3 separate regions of the Homo sapiens genome follow, and regions 1 and 2 are each linked to region 3. Evidence: chromatin contacts called from ENCODE Hi-C or POLR2A ChIA-PET data. All regions are on one chromosome and are shown on one strand. Each heading gives the region's core, a stretch centred on a gene start or an enhancer-like site at or near the end of the contact. The rest is flanking DNA. Distances are from core to core; before and after follow the strand shown. Region 1 has its middle 41 kb from the start of CHST14. Region 2 has its middle 23 kb from the start of CHST14. Region 3 holds the start of IVD (isovaleryl-CoA dehydrogenase).

Region 1 (2,700 bases), core at 176-2,675, 110 kb before region 3:
CACCCGCCTGTAATTCCAGCTACTTGGGAGGCTGAGGCATGAGAATTGCTTGAACCCAGCAGACAGAGGTTGCAGTGAGCCTAGATGGTACCACTGCACTCCAGCCTGGGTGTCAGAGCAAGACTGTCTCAAAAACAACAACAACAACAACAACAACAAAAACAAACACAGAAGAAAAAGAAAAAGAAATGGGATTCCAATTCCTTCAGCAGAAGCAGCAGGAACTGGAATTTGTTCTGTAGACTGTGGCAGGCCTGCTGGACAGAAGAGGGTCCTGCCAAGTCTCTGGACTCCACTGACCGGTTTGGGAGCACACATGAGGATGCAGGCTGGGATTGGGGCCTGGAGCAGGGCAGCAGCTGGAGTCTCAACATGCGGACACCAGCAGGACACACAAACTCCATCAGGCCAACATCAGGAGAAGATTCTGTGCTGGGCTGGGCCAGTGATCCCAGATTCAAGGGAGGTGGGGGCCCCACTCAGGAGGGAAGGTCTGAGTCAGGGACCATGGAGACAAAAAAGCTGGAGGGCAGCATGTGGGGGCATGTTAAGGATGGAGATTAGTGAGCATGGGGAATAGAGAGACAGAAATAACCACAGAATTGTGAAGTCTAAGAAATGAAGGCGAGGATAGCTATGAGAGTTGAATTCTAGGGTTACAGCTGAAGGAGCTGAGTGATCCTGGGCTGATGGTGGATGGTAGTTACTTTTAATGAAGTTGCTCAGGCATCAGGATTGGGGCTGCTGATGAAGGGACTGGGGTGTTGGAAGGAGATTGGGTCATACGGAAAACAGGGTGATGGTGAGGCAGAGGAGAAAGCAGGACAAAGACCAAGGTCTATGGCTAAAGCCAGAGGCCCGAAAAAAGAGGGCCCAAACACGTGTAGGGCAACCCCAGATCCTTGCAGAGGGACATTCATCAGGTGGGATGTCAGAGCCAGGAGAGTTAATACTTATCCCCAAAGTAGAGGTTTGGGGAGCAGAGAGGAGGGCAGAGGCGGGTGGGGTGCAGACATGGGGAGGGGTCGCGCTCCTCTGTGGGTTTGGAGGGCTGCCTGTCCGGCGTTGCCTGCCGGAGGGCTTGGCGCTCAGCCACAGTTGCATCATCACTGAATGCACTGAGCCTGTGACCCTGTTTTTACACACACCTGTACCCAGTTCAAGCGGCATCGGGAGAGTCGTCTTAAAACTTCAATCTAAAACGTTCTTTTCCATCTGATCGGGCAGAGCGCAGGCCCCACGGGCCATCGTGGGAGGCACATACAGTCCGCACCGCGCGGACGCCCAGACCGCGGCCTCCGCTCCGCCCCGCCGCCTAGTCCAAGCGGGCAGCCAGTCTCCGCCCTGGAGGCGGCGGCAGAACCGGCTGCGCGAGGTCGGCGCTGGGGCGGCCCGCACATTCCCGCAGGCTCTGCGCCAAGGGGCGGTGCTGCGTACGAGCAGAGCCGAGACCTTGACCCTGACCCGGGCCCTGGGGAGGGAGCGTCCGGCCAGGGAACCTGCCCCTGCGCGCTCCTCGGCTCTTACGCGGCGGCTAGAGGCGTGAGGCCAGAGCCATGATCAGAGGGCGCGCAGTGAGGACGCCCCCAGCCCGCCTCGGAGCTTGGGGCCGCGCTGGGGTCAAGCGGAGCGCACAGAGGCCTGTTATCTGCCAGGGTTAGGAGCCACCGTGGCCAGGTGCCCTGGAGCGGGCCCTGGACCTGCGCGATCGCTGCGGGACAGAAGAGCGGAGACGCGGTTCACTGCCTGGCGCCTACAACCAGCGTGAACTAAGTGGCGAGTGGAAGAGAATAATTTGCCAAAAGAGGGAGGATTTGCTGGTCTACTGGCGGAACTGGAACCCACTATACCCACATCCCCATTCACGAGCGCCCACCTTGAAGGCGTAGAGACGCCATGGTTGTCATAGAAACACTCGTGCTGGGCCGCTGACATGAGCCTGCGGCGTGGAGTGAGGCAAGTTTTTACCAGAATGTGTGCACACATGTAACACGACGTAAAATGTCTGTCACTTATTACGCACATACCCTGAACCTAGGACTGTGCAAGGCACATTACAGAAGTAACTCAGATGTGGGTGTTTTGCAACCTACCTTTCCTCCCTAAGGAATCCTCGAAGCAGGGTTTACCAATGCTCTCACTCCTCCCAAAAGAAGCCACCTACACAGGTGGATTTTATTGAAGGCTTATAGAGGAGACCAAGGAAAGAGGAGATTTTTCATACATACAACAATAGGGTGAAGCATTTCTTTCCATTAAACATCTCTCCCTTGTTTTCCTTTTTGGCTGTTTCTCATGGACCCTTTCTCTGAGCAGTCTCTGAATCTTGCCCAGCCCCAAGTGCTCCCTCCAGGATCTTCCTCTGGACTCTCCATCTCTCCCCTTTCCCTAAGAAGATCACCCGGGTCCTGCCTCTCCAAGACTGCTCGTGGGAATACACACTGTCACCCACACAAGACAGCCTGCTCAACGAGTACTTGCATCGCCAGCATCCACAGTCTGCAGAGGTCAGCAACAGTTTTTATTTCTGAAACACATAGCTTTTCTCATCCAACTTGCCCAGAAATCCAGGAGGTAGATATCATTCCCATTTTACAGACGAGGAAACAGAAGCCTGGGGAGGTTAAGTAACTCCTCCAGTATCACATGTAATAAGTGACAGAACCAGCACTCAAACCCAGGCAGTCAAGCTCTTTCCCC
Region 2 (2,700 bases), core at 35-2,534, 88 kb before region 3:
GATGCCTAAATGGTGGTGCTAATTAGCATCTGGATACATGACTCTGTAACACAGAGGGTGAGCCCTGGGCTAGGGATCTGTATTTGAGATCACTGGCATGTATGGTACTTGAAACATCAGGCATTTGGCCAGGCATGGTGGCTCACACTTGTAATTCCAACACTTTCTGGGAAGCTGAGGCAGGAGGATTGGTTGAAGCCAGGAGTTTGACACCAGCCTGGGAAACCAAGCAAGACCCCATTTCTTAAAAAAAAAAAAAGAATGAAAGAAAAAGAAAATTAGCCGGGTGTGGTGATGCACACCTGTGGTCCCAATACTCAGGAGGCCGAGGAAGGACTGCTTGAGGCCAGGAGTTGGAGACTCCAGTGAGCTATTATTGTACCTCTGCACTCCAGCCTGGGTGGCAAAGTGAGACCCCATCTCTAAAAAAGAGGAGAAAAAGGAAACATTGGGCAAGAATGAGAGAGTTGGGAGAAAACATACTGTAAGAGAAAGAGGACTGGGGAAGACCTTGACAAGCCTCAACATTCAGTGACTGAATGTAGGAAATAACCCACAAAAGAGCCAGAAGAGTAGGCAGGGGTCAGAGAGTGAAGAGTAACACTAGCAGAGAGGGCTGTCCAGAAAGCTAAGGGAGGAGGGTGTTTCAGCAGAGAGAGTGTGATTCTCAGGACTGAATCCTGCTGGGAGGTCAAGAAAGAAGCCTGAGGATACCCACTGAATCCAGTGAGACAGAGGTCACTGATGACTGTGGGGAAAATGATTCTATGGAGTGACGGGGGCTGGAGTGGAGGAATGAATAGGAAGTTCAGAAATGGAGACAATGCATATAAATAACTCTTTCTAGAAGCTTGGGTATTCTATTAGCACACGCAATTGTGACGTTGAAACCACTGTATTAGGATTCACTGAGGCGAATAACATATTTCAATGGAAAAAGAGCCACTGTTTGTCAATAGGAAACCCACATACTAAAATAGAATTGGTGCCCCTCTTGATGAATCTGTGGAGCACTGATTCTGGTAGGACTGCTACATATATCCTGACATCAACAAGACAAATGTTCTTCATTTTGGGTACATACCTGCAAACCTAAACAGCATGATCTATATGTACAGATGGTTTGGTAGACAATTACTGATACAGGGGCATTTTTAGCCCTTTGATCTACTAGGAACAGGAAGTGGCAGAAAAAGAGACTAATCACAGTGATGGATGTTTCATCAGAACTACTGACTCACAGCATGTATCAGCACCCAGTTCTTGCCACCATTGCCTGTGGCACTTCAAACAGCACGGAGACCACTTCAAAACCACAAGGCAAGGTCTGCTATGGAAACACAAGCATGCGGCATTCATTCAATCCACAAATGAGAACTACGAGGGAATGGGAGATTTGGGGACTGAAACACACTAAAACCCACACTTTGATACCTGATCATGTTAGAAGCAGGAGATTATTTCATTCTGGATCTCAATACTTGAGACATTTTGACCCATTTGAAGACACTGACAACATTCACTTGGTACTGAATAGTCATCAGCACACTTCTTTTATCTGTGTGCATATACCAAAAATCTCCTAACCCTAATTGCTGATATCTGAAGTTTCGGTTTCGGCGGCAGGCACCCCTCCTTTTATTTTATCCTTTTTACCTAGAAAGCAGATCCTGAAAAGTTGAAATACATGTCAGCAGAATAGAGAGTGTTTGAAACTTTCAAATTGGTGTTCATTAAGGCAAGTATCTCACTGGTACATCATATTGACAGCAGCAATGCCTTGCACTAAGAGCGTTGGTACTTAAAAACGGCTTTGGGCATGCTTGAAACATATGTACTCATAGGCTGAGCATATATTAAAGGGAAGGGTTTTCAGAGACAGTTATTTGACAGTGACAGCTATCTATATTCATACATCAGGTATTTGCTTCTCCCTATCTGTAAGCTCCTCTTTGGGTTTAAGAAACACACCAGGGGTGGCTCACACATGTGATCTCAACTTTGGGAGGCCGAGGTGGGAGGATACTTGAACCCAGGAGTTCGAGACCCACCCAAGCAACATAGCAAGACCTTTTCTCTACAAAAAAAAATTTTTTTTGAGCAAAGGCCTTCTCACTGTCGCCCAGGCTGGAGTACAATGGTGATCTTGGCTCACTGGAACCTCCATTTCCCAGGTTCAAACAATCCTCCCACCTGAGTCTCCTGAGTAGCTAGCTGGGACCACATATTCCAGCCAACATGTCTGAATATATATATATATATATATATATATATATATTTTTTTTTTTTTTTTTTTTTTTTTGGTAGAGACCAGGTTTTGCCATATTTCCTAGGCCGGTCTCGAACTCCTGGACTCAAGTGATCCACCTGCCTCAGCCTCCCGAAGTGCTGGGATTACAGGCATGAGCCACCGTGCCTGGCCCAAAATTAAATAATAATAATAATAATAATAATAAGCCAGGCATGGTGGCATGTACCTGTGATCCCAGCTACTTGGGAGGATGAGGTGGGAGGACTGCTTGAGCCTAAGAGGTCAGGGATACAGTGAGTCGAGACTGTGTCACTGCACTCCAGCCTGGGTGACAGAGTGGGACCCAGTTTGTTTTAGTCAGGGTTCTCCAGAGAAACAGGACAAATGGGATATATACATAACATAGAAAGATTTATCCTAAAGAGAAGCCCCAAGATCTGTAGTTGGCA
Region 3 (2,738 bases), core at 215-2,714:
GCTGCCAGATCTCAATAGTTGTCAGGCTCTTTTAAGCCCCCGAACCTTTGGCTAAAAGGGTCTGATTACCCAAAGAGATTAGAAACGCCTCTTGGCGGCTGGGCATGGTGGCTCATGCCTGTAATCCCAGCACTTTGGGAGGCCGAGGCAGGAGGATCACCTGAGGTTGGGAGTTTGAGACCAGCCTGACCAACATGGAGAAACTCCGTCTCTACTAAAAACACAAAATTAGCCGGGCGTGGTGGTGCATGCCTGTAATCCCAGCTACCTGGGAGGCTGAGGCAGGAGAATCACTTGAACCCGGGAGGCGGACGTTGTGGTGAGCGGAGATCGCGCCATTACACTCCAGCCTGGGCAACAAGAGTGAAACTCCGTCTCAAAAAAAAAAAAAAAAGAAAAAAGAAAAGAAACTCCTCTTGCCAGGAAAGCTTGAGAATAGGGATTGAACCCTTTCCACTTGAGGTGGTTCACGGAAGCTCTGAGCGCTCGCTGGCTATAAACATAAACTACGGAGTTGCTGGGAGGCTCATACCTCCGCCAACTCCATCCAGCCTCCAAGTGAAACCTCAGGAAGGACTCTGGTTCTGCTCCATTTGTAAATACTACTTCGTCTTCTTTTCTATTTTTTATGAGATGGGGGTCTGGCTATGTTGCTTAGGCTGATCTCAAACCCCTGAGCTCAAACAATCCTCCCACCTCGGCCTCCCAAAGTGCTAGGATTACAGGTGTGAGCCACGGCGCCTGGCCTCCAACTACTTCTTTCAAGTACTTGTTCAACTTTTGTGTTTTGACCCAATGGGCTGAAGAGCGACAGGAGAGCTCACTGTGGCTTTTTAAAACCCCCAAACTGTTTATACAAAAAAGACTCCCTGGTGATTACGATGACCACCCAGGTGTGAGAAGCATACCTCAGCCTGTTCAGGTGTAAGTGAACTACATACAGATTGAGGGCCCTTGTGCCACAAGCGGTAGGTAGCCTGGCCAATCCTCCACCAAAACACCATCAGTCTCTCAGGAGCTCTCCCAGCCTCGACTCCTCCTCTCTACTTCCAGCAGTACTGTCCCACGGTCTCAAATCTTCACTCCACAGACGTGAGGCCGAGGTCAGAGGACTGGACCCGAGGTCGGAGGCCCCGCGTCCCGCCCCCGCGCTGGCGCTCCCAACGGCCCACGGGCAAAAGCCAAGGCTGGGTGGGCGCTGGGCCGATGGGGACCAGGCAGGAAGGAGGCCTTGGGGACCAGGCAGGAAGGAGGCCTTGGGGCCAGGAAGGGGGTCAGTCTCCTCACCTGCCTCTGCTCCTCGCTTAGCCCATTGATTGCATCGTCCACGGGCAAAAGCGAGTGGGCCCGCTGGGAAACGAAGCCGGCAAGCGGCGGCCGCAGCCTCCAGCTCGCCACACGCCACCCCAGCAGCCGAGTCGCAGTCGCCATCTCTGCCATGCACGAAGAGCCAGCGCTGAAACTGAGCCAGCTCTTAGCTCCACCAATCCAGGCTTCGCCGCCCACCAAACCGGCTAGGGGGTGGGCTGCAGCAGCCAATCACCCTAGGCGGCCCGCCGAAGGCGTTGCTGCCCTTGGACCGCACCCGAGCCAATCAACCGTGATCGCCTGCCAGCTTCCAGCCAGTGCAACGGCCGCAGGCCGAGTGGCCCTGCCCCGAACGCTGCAAATGCTGGCGTGCTCCCTAGGATGAGTGTTTTTAGCGGGGTAGAAGAGCAAGTGTTTTTTTCTTTTTATCTCCCTGCGTTGAAATAGCAGCCCCTAACTGCGGAAATCTCTCTGTGGGAAAGCAGAGTGTGGAAACAGCAATCAGAAAACTGCCCACGTACCCAGTAAATTGGTCAAGCATCTCTGGAATAATTAAGATCGGAAAAGTAGTGCTTGCTCTAACGTGCACACTGATCATAACAGAGTACATCTTGCTTTATTATATAACAAGGTTTGTAGATTTAGATTCATGTTTTATGGGAAAGGGGTTATTAAGGAGTAGCTGCCTTCTAGATTGGAGATGCGCCTCGATTTACAGTGGGGTTACTTCTCGATAAACCCATCATAAATGGAAAATATTGTAAGTCAAAAATGCACTTTGAAAATACACTTAGGCCGGGCATGATGGCTCACACCTGTAATCCCAGCACTTTGGGAGGCCGAGGCGGGTGAGTCACCTGAGGCGGAGAGTTTTAGACCAGCCTGGCCAACATGGAGAAATCCTGTCTCTACTACAAATACAAAAATTAGCTGGGCGTGGTGGTGCATGCCTGTAATCCCAGCTACTCAGGAGGTTGAGGCAGGAGAATCGCTTGAACCCGGGAGGTGGAGGTTGCGGTGAGCTGAGATCACGCCATTGCACTCCAGCCTGGGCAACAAGAGTGACACTCCGTCTCAAAACAGAAAACAAAAAAACACCTAACCTACCAAACATCATAGCTTAGACTAGTGGACCTTAAACGTACTTGGAACACTTATAATAGCTTATAACGGCACAATCATGTAACACAAAGCATATTTTATAAGACAGTGTTAGATATCATTTATTGAATATTGTACAGTTTCTATTCAATGTCTATCACTTTCACACCATCATAAAGTTGAAAAATCTTAAGTTGAACTATTGTAAGTTGGGGACCATTTGTATTTAATATGTGTTAAATATTAAATAGTACATATTTACGTATTATACTATATATTAAATAAGATGTATTAAATAGGCTGGGCATGGTTGCTCATGCCTGTAATCC

What was found. A loop is a pair of places that touch in the nucleus more often than their neighbours do. ChIA-PET counts read pairs that join two places held with the same protein, here RNA polymerase II (POLR2A). Pooled maps may share reads with other maps.
Region 1: a pooled map shows a loop between it and region 3 (2.3-fold over the local background). The contact joins the enhancer-like site here to the promoter of IVD in region 3. A Hi-C loop is called at or near these places in 7 of 50 pooled maps. POLR2A ChIA-PET finds 5 or more read pairs at or near these places in 7 of 52 experiments (A549, HEK293T, WTC11 and 3 more).
Region 2: a pooled map shows a loop between it and region 3 (3-fold over the local background). The contact joins the enhancer-like site here to the promoter of IVD in region 3. A Hi-C loop is called at or near these places in 7 of 50 pooled maps. POLR2A ChIA-PET finds 5 or more read pairs at or near these places in 7 of 52 experiments (CD4-positive, alpha-beta T cell, WTC11, activated CD8-positive, alpha-beta T cell and 3 more).

Annotation. Positions count from the first base shown.
Region 1 is chr15:40,510,461-40,513,160 of GRCh38, reverse strand. No RefSeq gene overlaps it. Among named protein-coding and RNA genes, the nearest start is that of CHST14, 41 kb to the right of the region's middle. RefSeq lists a silencer at 1,348-1,557. Within about 2 kb of position 1,425, at least 15 of the 41 ENCODE cell types and tissues checked have a DNase peak (open chromatin) inside an H3K27ac peak, as active enhancers do.
Region 2 is chr15:40,492,200-40,494,899 of GRCh38, reverse strand. No RefSeq gene overlaps it. Among named protein-coding and RNA genes, the nearest start is that of CHST14, 23 kb to the right of the region's middle. Within about 2 kb of position 1,284, at least 2 of the 41 ENCODE cell types and tissues checked have a DNase peak (open chromatin) inside an H3K27ac peak, as active enhancers do; they include CD4-positive, alpha-beta T cell, where a contact is called at or near this core.
Region 3 is chr15:40,404,521-40,407,258 of GRCh38, reverse strand. It overlaps IVD (isovaleryl-CoA dehydrogenase), which reads right to left and starts at 1,464. Exons shown (of 12, transcript NM_002225.5): 1 at 1,288-1,464. The coding sequence starts at 1,431. RefSeq lists an enhancer at 1-259.